Regions from separate parts of the Homo sapiens genome. Here region 2 is linked to region 1. The links are chromatin contacts, found by Hi-C or POLR2A ChIA-PET in ENCODE. All regions are on one chromosome and are shown on one strand. The core of a region is the stretch at or near the end of the contact, and the rest is flanking DNA. Distances in the headings are between cores, read along the strand shown.

Region 1 (4,773 bases), core at 759-3,258:
TGGGCAATAACATTCCAGTTCCGGCTCTGCTACTTCCTACTTCTGAGCAACTTGGAAGGTTGCCTAACCTCTCCAAAGACCTAGATAAAATGGGGTTAAGAATAGTGTCCACTTCATAGGGTGGTTCGAAGAAATAAGTGAAAATATAAATGTAAAACACTTAGTACAGTGTCTGTCACACAGCAAGGACTCAGTAAATGTTAGCCAAGAGGGGAGGAAGGAGGCTGCCACCCTTATCTGTTAGCTCAGCTTCAAAAAGCCTAGCAAAATAACATCATGAATTTGATCTGAGTGGTCACAGCAAATCCATTCCCTCACTGATGAAGCTCAAATTACCTTGGCCACATTCTTTAGATTTTTCCCTTTGCCTCTGAATGAAGCATTCACTTGACGTAGATAAAATACAGACACCTCAGCCTCCAGTTCAGCCACTGTCCAGTCAAGCAGGAAAGTACATTGTGAGTGAGTCTTAAGTGAAAAGGACTAGTTATGATGCATTTGAGACAAGAAAGTAGATCGAGCTTTAGGCTTTTCCTTTTCTTGCCGGAAAGGAAAAAAACAACATTGCATTAATCATCATCTGGTCCTCGGCCAAGATTCGTATTTACCTGTTATGTGCCATATTCATACTCACCCTGTAATGTGGCAGCCTCGTGCCATTTATCATTCCAACAGCCCATAACAGATGAGGAGACACAGATGACTTGTCCAGGGTCATCAAGCTTGTCAATGGCAGAGTGAATGTTGGAGCTCAGACCTTCTGACTCTCAACCCAATGAGATACAAATAAAATAGTGGAAACCACCAGCCAGCCCTCCCAAGTGTTTAGGGGCATTAAAGACACTGGCCATCCTAAAGGCGCCTCTTACTCTTATACATCATCTACCACTGAAACCAGAGCTTCCGCTGTGCACTGTCCATGCGTGGGGCCGATCAAGGACACCAAGGCTGTGCAATGACAGGTTTCTTCTCTATAAACTTTCCTTGTCTCTTTCTTTTAAGACATTGAATAGCACTAAGGGATAATTTCTTCCTTTTCTTTTTTTTTTTTTTGTGTGTGTGTGTGTTTTGATTTTTGACACAGGTTCTCTCTCTGTCACCCAGGCTGGAGTGCAGTGGCATGAACATGGCTCACTGCAGCCTCCACCTCCTGGGCTCAAGCAATCCTCCTACCTGAGCTTCCCATGTATGTGGGACCACAAGCATGCCGCACCATGCTCAGCTAATTTTTAAAATTTTTGTAGACACAAGGTCTCACTATGAGCTACCATGCCTGGCCTAGGGTAATTTCTTAAAGTAGAGCTTTATCTCCTTGTCGAGAGGCATTTAGATGTCCTTTCTTCAATGAAAGATTCTTTTTCTCCTCTAAAGAACCCAGAAATAATTTGTTGGTCCTTTACTATGATGTCCCTAACAGATCTAATCATGCCTCTCCATTTTGAGACCATTCATTCTTTCAAACACCATTATTTTTATTCAGACAGTGTACCTAGCAATAGTCCCGGCACTGGGAACACAGAAATGAAAAGTTACTCTCTTTAAGAAATTCACAGTTCCAAAACCTCGGCTGTACCCACAGAGTCAGGGTCATAGGGAAGTTTCAGTACCAGATAGTGGGAGGAGGGCCAGGGCTGCCAGTCGTTGGTGAATGTGGTAAGGTGGCAGGCTGTTGGCAGTTGAGAGCTGGCATCCAGCATTAACCTTAGAAACAAAGAGCTCAAGGAGCAGAAATCCAGCCACAGAGACTGGGATTCGGTCATAGGACTTCTGTTATTGAGAAGGACTGGAAGACAGAGCTGGGTAGGAACCAAGATAGGCATCCCATTACAGCAAAGGCTTGTTTTTAGGTGGCAGACAAGGGCACAGAAAAGCCAGCAGGAGTGACTCAATACTGGTTCCCTGAACCACTGGTCCCAAGCTTCCTCTTGATAAAGGGTAGGCCTGGTCCCGGAGTCTGGGTGGAGCTGAACTTCAAAGTAAAGGAGGGTTAAGTAAGCCTAACTGGAAAGGTTCTGGGCCGTAGGGGCAGACAGCCAAGCATCTCACTGCAGCTAAAACCCAAGTAAAATAAATAGGACTTATGGTATGCACAAATCTCTCATACCAGAGAAAGTGGACATTCCAAGTTTGTGTGATTTGAAGGAAAAGATTTTAGTTCCGTGGTTCTTGTAGGTTGTTACTAGATTGCTAGAATGCTTATAATATAAGATAGTTTTGTGTGATGGGTTTATTTGGGAATGTGATGATAGAAACAAAAGGAAATTCCTTTGTTTTTTATTACCATACAAGGATAAGATTTTGAGATTATCTTTCCAAGGAAAACTTATCAACTATCTATTATGTATCAGGCACAATCCTTTGTACTGGGATTCCAAAGACAAATAAGATAGTTCTTGACCTCAAGGAACTTGTAATTCGTTGGGGAAGACAGATAAGTAACCAACAAATTAGAACGTAGGGTGATTGGAGTGTGTTTCATGTCACTGCGCCACAGAAGAGAAGCAGTTGACTTAGGAGAGGAGAAAGTTTAATTTGGGCCATGAAGGAAATTAAAAGTAAAGACCTCCAAATTGGTGGGCAGCCATTGAAGGATTTTAGGAAAGTGATGTGCTGAGGGATGGATTATAAGATCGGGGGCAGAAAGACCAGTTACAAGGGAAAATCATGCTGGTCATGCCCCAGTACTTACATTTTTCTCATACCACCTCTTAGAGCCCCTGAAAGTGTAGACTCCACTATGGAGAAGCAACACAAATGTGAAATACTAGCTTGCGAGCCACGTGGGTAGCTCTTTCCTCTTCAGGAAAGGGGAATGCTAGTGTCTAGAAGTGGGAGAGATTGAAATGATTCTGTAATGAGGAAATAAGTTACGTTAGGGCACATATATAAAGAAACAGCAGAAAAAATGTAAAATCTCAATCACTCTGTAGCCATGACATTTATAAAAATGAAAATTTTACAAGAGTATTTCTAAATGCTTTGAAGTTGGCCCCCAAAAAGCCTGCCTACCTTCACTTTGAGTTACAAATAAAATCCCTAGTGTTGCATAGCTGTGTGAGTGGTATTTACATTCTCACACATTTCAGATCTCTTGAGTCCATTTTGCTAGTATTTGTTTTCCTTGGAGATAGGAGTTAATTCAGTCACACTTTCTTCCCCTGACAATAACTGCATTTTTTTCTCTAAGGTAGCTTTCCCTCCAACCGTTGCTTGTTGTTCTTACCCAAGACCCAGTATCTGCCAAAACAAATGTATGTGAGTGATAAACGCTGAGAGGAATGTCTGTTGGACCACAGGAAATTTCCTGTTCAGGAAGAGATCTTGGGAACTTCCTGTGGAGGAGTGCATTGTGGGACTTTTGGCTGCAGTCCCTTGACCACAGCTGCAATTAACTAAAGGCAGAGGGGGAGGGGAGAGGAAGAAGAGGAGACAGCTACCCACAGACATTCTTATCCATGTAGCCCGAGGAGAGAATGGGCTCATACAGGTTCACAACTTTGCAAGTGAACTAGATGTCTAGTGCAGAACAAGATCACTGTGCCCAACCTCCTTTACTGCCATCCATCTTTCACAGCCTTCCCGGTGCTTTCCTAGGGCTCCTAAAAACAGTCACTGTCACATTATCCATGTGCATTCCCCAGTCCCTCATAAGCACACATGAAGTGTCCATGCCCTCTGTAGCCCCACCAACTGTTTGGAATCTCTTGATTAGCTTCTAGAATCCAGGCATTGGAGTTGGTGGTCTTTCTCCATCCCAACTTAAGTATGAAAGAGAGGAGAGGAGAACCCGTGGCTCTTTGACATACCTTCATGTGACCCTAAAAGCATTAGGGAAACGTTATGGAACTGTTACGAAAAAAGAGGTTAATAAATCCAATTGATAAGCACAATCAAAACCAACAGGAGAACCATGCATTCTTGTGCTGCAATGCCATTACGAAATGAAGTCCTCGTTAATACCTCATACTCCCCTTCTTGGTCCCCAAACTGGGCACGTCTACTTTGCATTCAAGTGCCTGATGTGTGTGCGTGTGTGTGTTTTATTTTTTATTTTTTATTTTTTTGAGACAACCTATTGCCTAGGTTGGAGTACAGTGGCATGATCACTGCTCACTGCAGCCTCGATGGCCTGGGCTCAAGTGATCCTCCTGCCTTAGCCTCTGGGTCCCTGGGACAGACAGGCATACCACCATGCCCTGCTAATTTTTAACAATTACTTGTAGAGACAAAGTGTTGCTATGTTGCCCAGGCTCTTGATGTTTCTTTACAGCCTTCACTCAGTGCTTTTATGGAGTCCATCTCTGAAGAGCAGGGCTTATATTTGAGTTTCAAAAATCTAAAGTCTCAGCTGGTGGCAATTTACATCTGATAATATATATGACCTTGGAAGTCTCTGGCAGACATAGGAAAGGGGAGTGGACATCTAAGGACTGAAAAATATCCCAGGCCATTTTCTGGGTCATGGAAAAGTAACCTGACCTTCTTATCCCACCTCCTATTCATCATCCATCTCACCTCCCATCCCCATCACATTTTAAATTTTAATTAATTTTTCATTGGCAGATAAAAGTCATATGTTTATGGTATACATACATAAAACATGATATTTTAATGTATGTATACATGTGGACTGGCTAGATCAAGCTAATTAACATAGCCATTAACTCACATACCTGTTTTTTGTGGTGAGAACATTTAAAATCTACCATCTTCATAATTTTCAAACATACACAGTGTTATTAACCATAATCACCGTGTTATACAACAGATCTC
Region 2 (4,773 bases), core at 1,131-3,630, 78 kb before region 1:
GTGTGTGCATAAGGAACATCCGTCCATCTCTAGCTGTCATGTCTGAGAACATTAATAAAAGGCTCGACCTCATGCGCCTGCAAGTGATCACAAGACAGTTACTGAAGCATTCAAAGAAGCAATGTCTTTGTCATCTGACTCATTTTGAAAACGCATGAGAATGCTTTCCCAAGGCAATTTCTTACAAAATACACCGTGGGACATTTTTCCTATAGTTTATTGTTGTTGATGATCATCGAGAACTTTGTACCCAGAGACACTCTACACTGTGAGTGTCCCCTGATATTCCCTCCCACTCAGCCTGATCAGTGGTATCTGACCTCCAACTACTCGCTGCAACAACCCGTTCTCTAGCTGAGTGGGCCTGGACTTTGAACAGAATTAACAGCCTGGAAGTGGAGTTCTCAATCTCAACAGCCCCTTACCTCATGCAAATTTCTTTTGAGCTGAAAAGAACAAACAGAATGCCACCTTTTAAAACAACCTTCTTCGAAACATGGGGGGAAAGTCAGGTTTTATATAAATCAGAGAGATAGAAATAAGGCCCATAATAAAAAACTTGAAATAGATTTGGGAAGTTTCCGAAACTTCCAAAAACTAGTGGTCCAAAGTGGGCAATATTTTTTGTGTGCATTGAGAGGCCCTTCCTGTTTCCTTGGTCCATGCTGGTGTCTTGCCCCGTTCCAGGAACCCTGGGCTCCCCTGTGCTGAGCAGCCCCCACACCTCAGCCCAAAGCCTCACCCCTTGCCTGACCACACCCCATTTCTTTTGGCACAGCTTCCCAGACTTACAAGATGTCTTGAAGTGACTGAATGGAGTTAGTGTTCGGCAGGACTGGCTAGGTAACTACTGGGACTTGGTGCAGAATGTAGATGTAGGGCTCCTTGTTCAAAAATTAGGAAGAATTTCAAGATAGCCACAGCAGAGCATTAAAACAAACCCAGGTTGGCTAGGTGTGGTGGCACACTCCTGAAATCCTAGCACTTTGGGAGGACGAGGCAGGCGGATCGCTTGAGCTCAGGAGTTTGAGACCAGCCTGGGCAACATGACGAAACCCCATCGCTACTAAAAAAAAAAAAAAAAAAAAATTAGTTGGGCATGGTGGTGTGTGCCTGTAGTCCCAGCTACTTGGGAGGCTGAGGTGGGAGGCTTGCTTTTAAGCCTGGGAGGCAGCCTGGGCAACAGAGTGAGACTGTGTCTCAAAAAAATTCTCAGACAAGCACAGGACCTCTGTATGACTGCACAGGTCACAGGTCGCACACTCACGAAGCCAGCCCAGTGCTCAATACTGTATTTTAGAATAAGCAGGAATCAGTTTAGGGCTGCCAGACTTGCAGAACAATCACTGTGAGGGCTGATGGCAGATCCCTGATCTGTGATTCAGAAAGAGTCATTCAGACAGGCATTGCCCAGAGTCTGGGTTCTCTCTCTCCTGAAGTTGTTGAGGCTGTGCAGAATGTATGTGTTTAGTGTTTCATCCAGTCTGTTAGGGTAATCAGTGTGATTTCTCTGGCATCTCCAGGACTGGAAGCAGACCAGATTTAATCAAAGCTGTTGAAGCTGCCCAGGGACTGGCTAAGCTGCCACCCTGTTAGTGAGGCCGCTGGGGAGAGGGAAACTGAAGCCTGCACCACGGGGAGCCGTATACTGGAGTCTGGAATCCATTTGCTCCACGCAGGAGGCCTGCATCTCAAGTCAGGAGGCACTGCCTGGAAATCTAGCATCATGTTGATACTCTTTGGTGAAGGAAATGTGGTCCTTGCCCCAAGTTATCTCACAGTCCCTTTGGGCAATCTCATGCATATTAAAAATACCGACAAACATAGACCCACGAAAGATCCTGATCTTTTAGGTCTGTCATGTGATAGAGACAGTAAGTGCTCTGTATAGACATCAGGAGATTTTCTTCCCTGAAGGACAAGCTCTTGTAGCATTTTCCTGCACTGAGATGCAGTCATGCTAGCCTGTCTTTCACTCACCAGGGATGGCAAGGAAGGACCAGCTGACAAGTAATAAAGCAAACCAGTTTGTAATTTTACAGGGCTCTGAATAAAGATGCATTTATCTCTGGCCAACACCAAGAGGCCTCGATGTCTCTCACAGGGAGGAACTTGATGGGCTGTGGCGTCTTTTGGGGGTGCTAGGGCAGAGTCAGGCTTGAATCTGAGAAAGGCAAGTCTGTGCATTAAAATCCAGCACGGGGGTGGGTCTGGGGCAAGGGACAAGAGAGAAGCGGGAATGGAAGGCAGGGATGAGGACTGGTAACAGACCCTCTGCCTCCTTCCTTCCTCTTCCCTCACACTGGCTCTTTCAGCCACTTCCCTCACTGAGATAGGAAGCGGTCCTGTGGTGACGCCAAGGGCACAGGCTTCTGCTGTCTGGGCTCCGGCACAGTCATTGGCTCTGAGTCATCCGGGAAGGAAAGGCATCTTTTACCGCCCCCTCTCCCACCGTGGCCTCAGGCTCCCACCATGCAGGAAATGCCTGGTCTCCCACGAATCAGAAGCTATAAACAGGACTGGTGGCAGTTCATACAGATTTGGCAAAGGACGAGAAGCTGTGGGTTATTGGTATCAGTGATTATAGAAGGGGAAAGAGTTGATATCTGAAGATAGGAAAAGGGGCTTCTGAGGATGGTGTTAGCATGTTCAGGCACAGCATTAATCTTTAAGAGTCACGAAGAGCCATCAGCACAGTCATCTCCCTAATAAGCCTTGAGAGTGTTGTCAAAGACACTTCTGGATATAAGTAAGAAACCATTGAGACTGAGTTGTATGGTTAAACAGCACAGTTTTTAGGGAGAGGCAAAGGCAACTCTGTGTTCAGCTCTTAGTTCTGACACTTATGAACTCAGATTTAAATTCCCTGAGCCTCAGTTTCCCTGTCTGTAAAATCAGGATAAAAATTTCTTGCTCAAGGCCAACAAAAACAAGCAATGGGGTAAAGGACTCCTTATTCATAAATGGTGCTGGGATAGCTGGCTAGCCATATGCAGAAGAATGAAACTGAACCCTTACCTTTCACCATATACAAAAATTAACTCAAGATGGATTAAATCGAAATCTAAGACCTCAAACTGTAAAAATCCTAGAAGAAAACACAGGAAAAACCCCTCTTGACACTAGCCTTGGCAAAGGATTTTTGGCTAAGTCCCCAAAAGCAATTGCAACAAAAACAAAAAATTGACAAGTGGGAACTAATTAAACTAAAGAGCTTCTGCACGGCAAAAGAATCAACAGAGTAAACAGCAACCTACCGAATGGGAGAAAATATTTGCAAACTGTGCATCCAACAAAGGTCTAATATCCAGAATCTATAAGGAACTTAAATCAAGAGGCAAAAAAACAATAACTCCATTAAAAAATGGGCAAAGGGCATGAACAGACACCTCTTAAAAGAAGACATACAAGCAGCCAACAAACAAGAAAAAATGCTTATTATCACTAATCATCAGAGAAATGCAAATCAAAGCCACGACGAGATACTGTCTCACACCAGTCAGAATGCTATTATCAAAAGTCAAAAAATAACAGATGCTGGTGAGGCTATGGAGAAAAGGGAATGCTTATACACCGGTGGGGGAAATGTAACTTAGTTCAGTCATTGTAGAAAGCAGTTTGGAGATTTCTCAACTTAAAACAGAGCTACCATTCAGCCCATAAATCTCATTACTGGGTGTATATCCAAAGGAAACTAGATCATTATACCAAAAAGACATATACACTTGTATGTTTACTGCCACGCTATTCACAGTATCAAAGACATGGAATCAACCTAGGTGCACATCAACAGTGGATTTGATTTTGTTTTAATGTGGTACATATACACCATGGAATACTTTGCAGCCATAAAAAGGAATGAAATCATGTCCTTTATAGCAACATGGGTAACCATGTTGGAAGAGCTGGAAACCATAATTCTAAGTGAATGAATGCAGGAACAGAAAACCAAATGCTGCATGTTCTCACTTATAAGTAGGAGCTATACATCGAGCACTCATGAACATAAACATGGGAACAATAAACACTGTGGACTACTAGAGGGAGGAGCGGGAGGGGGTTAATGAGTCAGAAACTACCTCTTGGGTACTGTGCTCACTACCTGGATGCAAGATACCCATGTAACAAACCTGCACACGTAAACCCTATGTCTAAAGTAAAAGTTGGAAAAGAAAAAATATTTCCTAAATTGTTCTAGAATTAAGCAAGGTAATATTTATAAGACATCCAGCAGAGGGTCTGGCACCCTGGCATATAATAGATGCCTAATGAACATTAGTTTCCTTATTTTTCTTACGAGAGTAAAATATTAAGATGTACATATTCTGTTAGGTCATAGAAAGTTTGAATGGTGGGAAAAGTCAGCTGTTAAAATGCTGTGGGATCTCTTTTTGAGCCTTTTCACCTGTGATCAAAGTTGTCCATCACCCTGGCATTTTTGAGAGCTGTAATTTAAGGAAGAAGGTATCATAGGTTACCTCTGTGGAAATTCTAGAATTTGAATATTATGCCCCTGCTCACTTGTAGACTGGGCTGTCACTATAAAGTTAGGCTGACTTGACTGTATCTGATAATTAGGGGCTGGGAGAGCATGGAAAATTGAAGCCATAGATAATCCCAGTGTCTTGTTTTAGCCAATAATAATTCTTCTCCCACCAAGTCTTTATCAGAACTGCTAACAAGGAGAAAAGTCGACTGGTTTGAGTTTCCTCACCTTTTATTCTCCCCTGGGTATCTTCAGTAGAGGTGCTAATGAACAGTGAAATGGCCAAA

The links. Hi-C counts contacts between places; a loop is a spot of excess contacts on that map. ChIA-PET counts read pairs that join two places held with the same protein, here RNA polymerase II (POLR2A). Pooled maps may share reads with other maps.
Region 2: a loop to region 1 is called in a map of endothelial cell of umbilical vein, with 7 times the contacts of the local background. The contact joins two enhancer-like sites. A Hi-C loop is called at or near these places in 3 of 168 maps with a recorded cell type or tissue (IMR-90, endothelial cell of umbilical vein and gastrocnemius medialis), 5 of 37 single-sample maps with no recorded cell type and 4 of 50 pooled maps. POLR2A ChIA-PET finds 5 or more read pairs at or near these places in 5 of 52 experiments (CD4-positive, alpha-beta T cell, GM12878, WTC11 and 2 more).

Annotation. Positions count from the first base shown.
Region 1 is chr12:11,795,728-11,800,500 of GRCh38, forward strand. The region is part of intron 2 of ETV6 (ETS variant transcription factor 6); the gene reads left to right. Among named protein-coding and RNA genes, the nearest start is that of ETV6, 150 kb to the left of the region's middle. RefSeq lists an enhancer at 1-542. Within about 2 kb of position 2,009, at least 14 of the 41 ENCODE cell types and tissues checked have a DNase peak (open chromatin) inside an H3K27ac peak, as active enhancers do; they include IMR-90 and endothelial cell of umbilical vein, where a contact is called at or near this core.
Region 2 is chr12:11,717,536-11,722,308 of GRCh38, forward strand. All of the region lies in intron 1 of ETV6 (ETS variant transcription factor 6), which reads left to right. LOC124902879 (a long non-coding RNA gene) reads left to right here. Exons shown (of 2, transcript XR_007063212.1): 1 at 1-843; 2 at 1,524-4,773. Among named protein-coding and RNA genes, the nearest start is that of ETV6, 70 kb to the left of the region's middle. RefSeq lists enhancers at 2,525-2,584, 2,675-2,824. Within about 2 kb of position 2,381, at least 16 of the 41 ENCODE cell types and tissues checked have a DNase peak (open chromatin) inside an H3K27ac peak, as active enhancers do; they include IMR-90 and endothelial cell of umbilical vein, where a contact is called at or near this core.